2 separate regions of the Homo sapiens genome follow, and region 1 is linked to region 2. A link is a loop called in an ENCODE intact Hi-C map of the cell type or tissue named here. Cell type or tissue: mammary epithelial cell. All regions are shown on one strand. Links, peaks and the distances in the headings refer to the core of each region. The heading gives the core; the rest is flanking DNA.

Region 1 (4,973 bases), core at 1,346-3,845, 210 kb after region 2:
TATTTCTGTCAGAGGCATAGAATTGGCCATTTCTCCAAGGAGCCCTGGTACCTTTCACTGGAGAGTGTTATTAGAAACCAAGGTCTGGGTGCTAGGTATGCTTTTTGCTACTGGGGTGCTGTTTCTTTTAGTCCTTCTCAGATGACAGAGCAAGGAAATATTCATGTGTATACTAACCTGTGAATATCACATATCTATACATATTTCTATATGGAATCTTCTGCCCCTGTATTAAGCTAGACATGAGTTCATACTGATGCCTCCAACTCCGCTCTGTTACCAAGTGGATCATTCTAGCCTCCTCCCCTGGCTTATCTGTAAACTTGCATTCCAACAGTGAGCAACCTGGCTTCTACCATCCGCCATTTGTTTAATTAATTTTCGATTTCAGTATGCACGTATCAGAATTGTTAATGCATATCCCCATGAGAACAAACTTTATTAAATAGAGTAAGGTACAAAACTCATATGAGAGAAGAGGCCTTGGTGACTGACCATAGATGGGGTTATCTTAGCCTGCTTGTGTTGTTATAAAAGAATACTTAAGGCTTGGTAATGTATAAAGAAAATAGGTTTACTTGGTTCATGGTTCTGCAGACTGTACAAAAAGCATAGGACCAATACCTGCTTCTGATGAGGGCCTCCGGCTGCTTCTACTCATGGTGGAAGGGAAAGGTGAACCACTGTGGGCAGATCACATGGGGAGAGAGGAGGCAAGAGGAGGGAGGAGGAGGTTCTACACTCTTCAACAACTAGCTCTTGAGGGAACTAAGAGTGAGAACTCACTCCCATGAGGATGGCAGCAAGCCATTCATGAGAGATATACTCCCATGACCCAAACCTCCCAGTGGGCCCTACCTCTGACATTGGGGATGAAATTTCAACATGATATTGTCTTTGGAGGGGAGGCCAAATATCCAAACCATAGCAATGAATCTTATTTGCAGCTGGCCTGTGTTGGTTCAGTGCTTAACTCCAGTGGTATTTGGGAGTCTGGTAAAGACCCTCAGCCAAAATATTAATTGATTGTTCTTGCTGGTGATTTATAAGATGCTGTTTAAAGTCCAGAACTCCCTGGGAGGCATGCTTCAGCAGTATGTCTATATTATTTCTTAAACATATGTAGATTGATGATTTGCATTTGGTTTACATGTTTACCCAGCCTGATTTAAGCTACGTAATGAGTGGGGTATACAAAATCCCTCTGTAAGCTGTGCCTTAGCTTCCCAAGACCAAGGGATTACACACATATCAAGAAGAAAGTGCTCTTTCTCATGATATAGAAATATTTCTTCATGTTACTGATAATGCAATAAAGTGTATATGCTTCTGAGTGATTTGCTAATGTGTATGTCAGCAACACATTCAGTATCCAGAATGGCTTGAAGTTATGCCTTCAGGGCCAAAAATAACATAATGTTAAATTCTGTAGATTCAATAACAGAATTTATTAAGAAATCTGCACTGTGAGGTAAATGATTAAACACTGACTCTTTCTCAACATTAGATAATTCTTTTTATTCATCAGAGAAATGTGATTTATGACACATTTAAAAGCATGTTTAAGGCCGGGCATGGTGGTGTATACCTGTAGTCTCAATTACGTGGGAGGCTAGGGTGGGAGGATTGCTTGAGCCTAGTAGTTCTAGGCTTCAGTGCGCCATGATCACACCTGTGAATAGCCACTGCACTCCAGCCTGGGCAACATAGCAAGATCCCATCTCTAAAAAGAAATTTTGTTTTAAAGCATGTTTAAAACATACATACACCAGCCTGGCCAACATAGTGAAACCCTGCCTCTACCAAAAATACAAAAATTAGCTGGGCGTGGTGGCACGTGCCTGTAATCTCAGCTACTCGGGAGGCTCAGGCAGGAGAATTCCTTGAACCCGGGAGACAGAGGTTGTGGTGAGCTGAAATTGTGCCACTGTGCTCCAGCCTGAGCAACAGAGGGAGACTCTGTCTCAAAAAACAAACAAACAAACAACAAAAAAACCATACATAGAAATGTTCCAGTAGAATACAAAGAACCACTTTCTAGAACTGAATGCACCAGAGAGGATTAGAAACCCACTTATTCTCTCCCAGCTTCAAGTATTTAACGTTCCTACTTTTGCACGTGGCAGCCTTGCTGACTCAGATCCGAGGGCGTTGAAAGACAGATTCACAATTTCTGGTCCATATTTGATGCAAATATTTAGAACTATCTAGCAGAGCTTGCTGCCTTTCCAACAATCCAGTTAGTGAATTGAGAATGTTCTCATTTAATAGAAATGAAAGGTAAACGAAGGATCCACCTGGCCATGGGACTGGAGGAATGACCCAAGCCATGCTTCATAGAGGCACAGATAGACACCCTCAGGGAAGCCGAGACCCTTTGAAAAAAGGGCCTGGTGTGTGTATTTTCACACTGCCCCCTGCTGGCTGACACTGGAACATTGATTCTTCCTGCTGACACTGGAACATTGATTCTCCTGTGGCTCTAAGACGACCTAACAGGATGAGGCCAGCGGGCCCCCCGCAAGGAAACTTGAGCTAGAGGCAGTTGGATTTGGCTGAGACGCTCTCCTCAGGGAAGGCCAGGTCTGGGAGTGGGTTTGAACAGCAGTGGAGAAATAACTTCCATAGGGCATGTCAGAGTAAGTTCTAGTGTTTCCAAGAGAATGGGACAGGATCTTAGTGGAATTTAGAAGCCAGGCAGGTGGAAAAGCATTGAGGACCCCATCCCAAGGGCTCGAGTCCCTAGAGACAGCCTGGAAAGATTGGGTGCCAGCTGCAGAGAGGAGAGCAAGGCGACCAAACGCAGGGTAAGGTCTGGAGGTGCTCATAGTTCACTACGGGACATGTACATGGAAGTGAATAATTATGTCACAAGGTGCCAAGGGGGCTAGTTACCTCACATAGGATCTTAGAAAAGGTCTCCTGGAGACCATGTCTGAGCTGGTCCTGAGGTGTGAGTAGGGATTCTCCGCAGGGCGGGGAAGGACTTGAAAGAGTCTGGCAATATGGAGCACATCAGGATTATGGAAGGTGAGCTTGGAGAACAAGGCAGAGTCTAGCCTGTGAAAGGCCTCTTGCAATTTGTTGAGGATCCATGACCTTCTCCCATGCATGGTGAAATGCCCTTAAAGGATTTTGAATAGATTTAAAAGACACTCAAAAACAAAAAACGGTAGATTCAAAATAGACGGTAGGGATCGCTTTCTTCCGTTTTCTTTGAAGGATCAGAAGTGTTTACCACCACCTGGATTGTTTTTGGGCTTTCAGGTGAGTGGGAAAACAAAGAAATTCATGCCTGATCATGTTGAGCCACTTATATAATGTTGCTTTGACACTAATGGAGATGTAACTTCTTTTAAGACATAATAGAATCTCCTAAGTGGGTGTGGGAGTCGTAAGAAGGAGGAATCTGGGCTTCTACAAGCAAGATAGCATGTATTCATTTATTCAGTCAGTCAGTCGCTGGATCGATGCGCTTAGCTTTGTGCTCTGTGCTGGGTGCTGTGTGGGATATAAAAGAAGGTGAGGCCGGGTGCGGTGGCTCATGCCTGTAATCCCAGCACTTTGGGAGGCCAAGGCAGGTAAATCATGAGGTCAGGAGATCGAGACCGTCCTGGCCAACATGGTGAAACCCTGTCTCTACTAAAAATACAAAAATTAGCTGGGCGTGGTGGTGTGTGCCTGTAATTCAGCTGCCTGGGAGGCTGAGGCAGGAGAATAGCTTGAACCAGGGAGTCGGAGGTTGCAGTGAGCAGAGATTGCACCACCGCACTCCAGCCTGGCAACAGACGAGACTCCGTCTCAAAAAAAAAAAAAAAAAAAAGAAGCTGAAATTCCAGCTCTTATCCCCCAAGGAATCTGTACATCTGTACTCTGCTTGGGAATCCACAGAAGAAGGAAAGAATGCCAGCAAAGTAAGATCATGCTGCATGACCTCAAGATAGATGTTAAGGACATTTTGATGGGATAAAGGGAATCTTTGCTAGTTCAGAGATGAGCTTTACTGGCTTTGAGCTAAGTGATAGACATAAGTGGGTGGAGTGCAACTGGGGAGAATTTCAGGCCTGGGTAAGGGCCAAGTGTGAATGGATGGTCTCATGTAGGAAGCCATCAGGATAGGCATAGCAAATCCAGGAGTCCTCTAACGATGGAAGGAAGACCTTTGCTGATGTAGGAATCGCATTGCAGGTCAGTACTCCTCAGTGAACCTGGAGACCCTGTTGCTTCCTGTTCCCTACCTCAAGGCACTCAGTCTTACAACTTTGGGCTACCTCTCTGAGACAGTAGACTCTGGAGATACTAGCCATATCTTCATCTTTAACATTCACTCAAGATGAGCTGATAAAGCACCTCTTTCATGAAATAGCCCTATAATTTCTATGATTAGAAGTTGAAACTACTCTCATCACATCTTTTGATGTTTATATGAACACTCTTCTGTTAAAAAAAAGATTGCCCTAGTTTTTAGGGCTAATATTAGATGTTTCTGGCATATTCTTTACAAAGCCTTCAAACTAAGTTATGGTATAATATTTGCAATTAGAAAAACAAATACCCAAGGCATGTTTAGAGGTATTTATATGTTTTCTGGTGTCAATTGGAGGTGGAGAGGCCACCAGTGCTCTGAATCCACAAGCTAAGATGAGCTACTTGTTAGGCTTGGCTGTTTGGAATTGTCTGTTCTTTGCAAAAAGCAGACGAAATGAAGTTATGGTAGTTAGTGGGATGAGTGGGCCACCCAGAAAAGTCAAAGTTCAGGTTGGACTCATTTTCTCATGTATTTAAGTGTCTTTGCCATTTGTTTACCTTCTCCTGTGCCTCCACCTCTCATCATTAGGAGATGGGACCAGCATGCTCGGAAGCCCACTCAGCCTATGCACTCAGCAGGTTGGAACTATTAGGGAAGTATAGCCTTTGGGAGCTGTCCTTAACCAATGATGGACAGATCTTGGTGTATAAATTCCCCAGCTCCC
Region 2 (4,973 bases), core at 1,435-3,934:
ATCTTGATGGTTTTAGCATCCATGCTTAGCAGTCTTGTATACTAGTTAGTGGCCTCTGTGAATTCCACTTCTATATTCCAACCTGGTTGGAATATAGCTTCAGGCTTTCTTTCCCTCCTTTTCTTTTGAGCTCATGCACATCTAAAACTATCTTGTTTGGCTTTCACACATGAAGGGCACCTTATCTGGGTATAAAATTCCTTGTTAAGACCTTTCCCTCAGTTTGTGTTTGTGTTATTGTCTTCTGACATTTAATACTGCTGTGGACAACCCAGGTGCTAAGCTTAATTCAAGCTAACACTTAAGCAAACCAAACATTTTCTCCTCCCTGGATGTGTCTACGATTCTTTCATCCTGTGGTTAAATTATTTTGCTAGGATGTGTCCAAGTATATGATTTTGCATGAACCTAGAATGCCCTTTTAGTCCCTTTACTCAGATTTTTCTTAATCTCAGAATAGTTTTTTAGTCTACATCTTTTATATTAGGTTATTGAAGTCTGCTCCATTTGTTCTTTTTTTTTTTTTTTTTTTTTTTTTGAGTCAGAGTCTTGCTCTGTCGCCCAGGCTGGAGTGTGGTGGTGCAATCTTCGCTCACTGCAACCTCTGCCTCCCAGGTTCAAGCGATTCTCCTGCCCTCAGCCTCACAAGTAGCTGGGATTACAGGCACGTGCCATCACACCCAGCTAATTTTTGTATGTTTAGTAGAGATGGGATTTCACTGTGTTGGCCAGGCTGGTCTCAAACTCCTGACCTTAGGTGATCGTCTGCCTCAGCCTCCCAAAGTGCTAGGATTACAGGTGTGAGCCACCACACCCGACCTCATTTGTTCTTTTTGAAAAAGTTTTATTGAGGTGTATTACACATCATGATAGTCATCATCTTAAAATATACAATTTAGTGGTTTTTAGTATACTGTTATTCACAAAGCTGTACAGCCATCACCACAATACAATTTTAGCACTTTTTTTCATCCTGCAGAGAATCCTAAAACCCATGAATAGTCACTCCCATCCCCACCCCAGCCCCAGGCAATCATCGATGAACTTTCTGCCTCTGGATTTGCCTACTCTGGATGTTTTGTGTAAATGGAATCATACAGCATAGCTGGCTTCATTGCCCCTTTTGTTTCTAAGTCTGCTTGAGAGGCACTGATGAGTCACAGCTTGGCCTTGTTCTTTGCTTTTTCCTGCCCAGCTCTGTCTCGGAATAGCCTTAGCCTTTCTGTAGTTTTCCTTGTCTCTCAGAGTTTCTCAGGTCTGTCACCCACCTCCGTTTCAGTCTTTTGTGATGCCATTTCTCTGGCTTACTTCTGAGTTAGTGCTGGTTCTTCATTTCCCTACTGTTCTTCCCCACCTCAGCGTCTTGTTTTTGATCCATTTTCTCCATATAATTGTCAATCTTGTTTCCTCTTTTAAAAAAATACCAACTTAAAAAATGTTTTTCTTCCTTTATTCCAACTGTGGGTTTTTGTTTTTGTTTTAAATTTTCTTTTGGCTCCTGCAACAAATCTTCTCTGATGTTAGAGTCTTCACAGCATGTCCTGAATACCGTTCTTGGCTCCCCTAGGCGTGTTGACCTGATGGGTTGGATGTGTCATGTGCGGACCTGTGTTCTGGGCGCTTGTGGTGGTGGGTCTCCTGCCCTGAGCAGTTGAAGCACCTGGCTCCCAACCTTCTCCCCAGTTTCTGCTAAGGTGTCACTTCTGGTCAGGTGGTGTCATCCTCTTATCCCACTGCTGAGCTCCTCAAAGTTTCTGTGAATGAGGAATACTTACAGCTGCTTTTCTCCAGGAATTGTCCTGGTTCTTTTTCTGTCTTTATCTCAGGGACTCCCATCTTCTAAGATGTCCCTTGCTGATGGTCGATGCCTCTTCTGCCTGGCTGTTTGTCATCTGAGCCTCGAGTTCCCTTTCTGGATTTGGGAAGGGCAGTCTGGTGTTAGGGAGATGGAGGCAGGTATTTGCATATTCCACAGGGCAGAGGGTGCCCACTGCCCAGGTTCCTGGTAGGCCCTGGCTTGGAGTCAGGACTGGGAAGGGCAAAGTCTGGCCACAGGTGTGACTTCTTTCCTAGTCCTGATGTCAGACTGTCAGTGTGCATGCATCACTTTTGTGTCTTCATGGGTACTTCCACTGTTCAGTAGGAATCAGTGGAGACCTGCCTGCTGGATGCCACGTTGAACTGGACCCCAGCAGTCAGCTCTCCAATGTGACAGTTACTTGTTGGCTTTGCCTACCTTTTAATGATGAACTCCTACCTTGAGATCTGAAATTTTTTGAGCTTTGAAAACAATTGTCTTTGGGCCCTGATTGGGGAAATGGAAACTTACCAGGTAGTAAAATTAATCTCCCTTTTCACTGAGCTGGAAGCAGCATGGGTGGACTTATTCATCTGAACTGAAGGGTTTACAAAGATAGGTTTTAATTTTCCTTCTTAGTGCAGGTTTGAGACGTATTCTCAGCAGCTGCTTGGTTTCTACAATAGACTATCCAGCCTGCCATGGAGAAACCTGCTACAGATTGATGTTAAGGAAACCATAATAGAGGCATGCAGTAACTGTTTGTAACCGGGTGGTGGCTGTTGTGTAACACAAATAGCATTTCTAATGAGGTGGTGCGGTTATACAATTTTGGCCAGCCTGTGTGGGTTATAAAAGCTGAAATTCCTTCAGCACCTGAGAGCGTCTCATGCTGAGTACCAGGACAATCGCAGGGTTGCACAGACACCGGCACAGAAGTGGTGGGTGACGCACTGATTAGAGGACATTTCTGTGGAAGGGTGGAGTTTCACTTTGAAGGTAAGGCCATTTGGCGGTTCTGCTTTGGGGAATGAGTTGTGAGGATATACAGATTGATTACTATCTGTTTGTGTCTGTGTGCATTTGGGTCTGCGTGTATCTGTTTCCATGTGAGTATCTGAGTGTTTGTATCTCTGGTGATGTTTCTGATTTTCTACATATATGTCTGTTTCTGTGTGTGTGCGCGCCTGTGTGTGTGTGACTGTGCCTGTGTAGGTGGGTGAGAAGTTCTCAGTTTTGCACAGCTGCATTACTAGAAAATCTCCAAAGGGTTTCTTAGTGCTGTCAGACATAATTTAAATATCAAAAACTGAACATTAACATTTATGCACTTCTTAGAAGGCACCGCCCTTAGGTATGTGAGAGAGAATAGCAATAAAAACTTCATCTGCAGCGAGTAAAATTTCTGTGTTTTTCAGGTGCTTATTTACTTTCCAGAGTAAATAAAGTAAAAACGATGTAAGTAAATTACTTATTTTCAGAGTCCAATCTAGTGCCAGGATTGCCAAAGCTCTGCTGTGTGTTCTTTTATGTTTTCCTTTTTTTTTTTTTTTTTTGAGATGGAGTCTCGCTCTGTCACCCAGGCTGGAGTGCAATGGTGCGATCTCGGCTCACTGCAATCTCCGCCTCCCAGGTTCAAGCAACTCTCCCGCCTCAGACTCCCAAATAGCTGGGATTACAGGTGCCTGCCACCACGCCTGGCTACTTTTTTTCTATTTTTAGTAGAGATGGGGTTTCACCATGTTGAGCAGGCTGGTCTCAAACTCCTGACCTCAGGTAATCCATCCGTCTTGGCCTCCCAAAGTGCAGGGGTTACATGTGTGAGCCACCGTGCCCAGCCTATGTTTTCCTTCTATGCAGAGTTTCAGAAGTCTGATGAAAAGTAAGTAAACAACCAAAAAGGAATATAAGTGAAACAAACTTCATGGAGAGCTAGAGTGTCTTATAGCTGAGTGCAGATATATTTTTAATTCTTTTAAGGTCTTTGGGTTATTAAAAAATGTCAGGTTCAGATACCAGAAAAAAGCAAGACATCTGTAGCATACAATTCTAAGTGATTGCAGTCTCTGTATTTAATGAATATAATTTTTAATGAATTGCTTAGGAAGAACACACTCCTGTGCAGGAAAAAGAGTGTATAACATACAGGCATGGAATATTTAAAGCCTCCCATTTATTGAAGATCAGGGAAAAGCTTTGCAATAATTTTGATCACCACGTATGTGGTGTTAACCTGGGGAAGAATTAGTGTCCCAGCCCCAGATAATTGCAGTGCAGTTTAGGCAAACCCACTCTTCAGCCCTTAGGTAATCTATTAGAGCAGGTGAATCCCTCAGAGCTCCCTTTTCCTTATCTTGGGAGAGTCTGCAGGGAAGAGGAACTCTTGGTATACTGGACTAGTGGGGAGCAGGGGGTATGGTGTGGTGGGGAGAAACAGTACTGCACAAGAGATTTGCAAATGGAATGTCTTCCAGATGAGACCGGGAAAGTGGTTGGTGTTGAGAGGACTGAATAAATGGGCCAAAGTCCAGCAAAACCAAGCAGGCGTAATTGGGTAGTTAGGAAATAGAGGCAAAGTGGAGCTGGATCTTTCTCTGCAGGTGAAAGAAGGAAATTTGGCTTTGGTCCTTGGAGAATGACATGGTCTGAAGAGCAGATCACAGAGAGGGCTGGTGAGTCCGTTGAGTTACTTGAGATGCTTCTCCCAGCACCTGAGCCTGCCTTCTCCCAGCAGGGGCAGCTCTGGCAACAGTAGCTGGAGGTGACCAAGTGCCCTACTGAGGCTTCCTCTTCAGGGACTGTGCTGGAAAGAGGATGGAGCAGGCATCCCAGACACAGTGGGACTGAATCAGCAGGGCACAGCCATCTCCTGGAAGTTATCCAGGCTCCCAAGATTTTTGTATTGGGTGAGCCAGGGGGAGCATCAAATGACAAAAGGCATCTGGAGACCTGGAAGAGAAGAAAGCATTCTTTCTATTCCCTGAAAGTAACTCACAAATTTTCCTCAGCTTCCTTCAGAATGACTTTTAGATATGACCTTCTCAGGCCTATTCTGGTCTTTTGGCCTTTTCTTCAGAGTCTCGTTCTCTTAGCTTGGAAGGTAACACGAACAACGTTTGTCTTCCAGAATGATTGTTGGACCCACAACATTGGCCCTGAGCTTTTTTGCAGAGAT

Evidence for each region. Hi-C counts contacts between places; a loop is a spot of excess contacts. Peaks named below come from ENCODE experiments on the same cell type or tissue, not always from the same donor. Only the 100,000 strongest peaks of a DNase experiment are listed, where the experiment ranks them.
Region 1: it touches region 2 in a loop (4-fold over the local background); 14 of 110 quality-filtered maps call a loop at or near these places.

What each region holds. Positions count from the first base shown.
Region 1 is chr20:4,738,434-4,743,406 of GRCh38, reverse strand. PRNT (prion locus lncRNA, testis expressed) reads left to right here and starts at 2,739. Exons shown (of 2, transcript NR_024269.1): 1 at 2,739-2,807. In mammary epithelial cell, for the core only: a CTCF peak has its summit at 2,411 (motif pointing left); no DNase peak of the experiment used is centred there.
Region 2 is chr20:4,947,669-4,952,641 of GRCh38, reverse strand. The region is part of intron 2 of SLC23A2 (solute carrier family 23 member 2); the gene reads left to right. Among named protein-coding and RNA genes, the nearest start is that of SLC23A2, 51 kb to the left of the region's middle. RefSeq lists a silencer at 3,041-3,090. In mammary epithelial cell, for the core only: a CTCF peak has its summit at 2,561; no DNase peak of the experiment used is centred there; H3K27ac peaks cover 426 bases.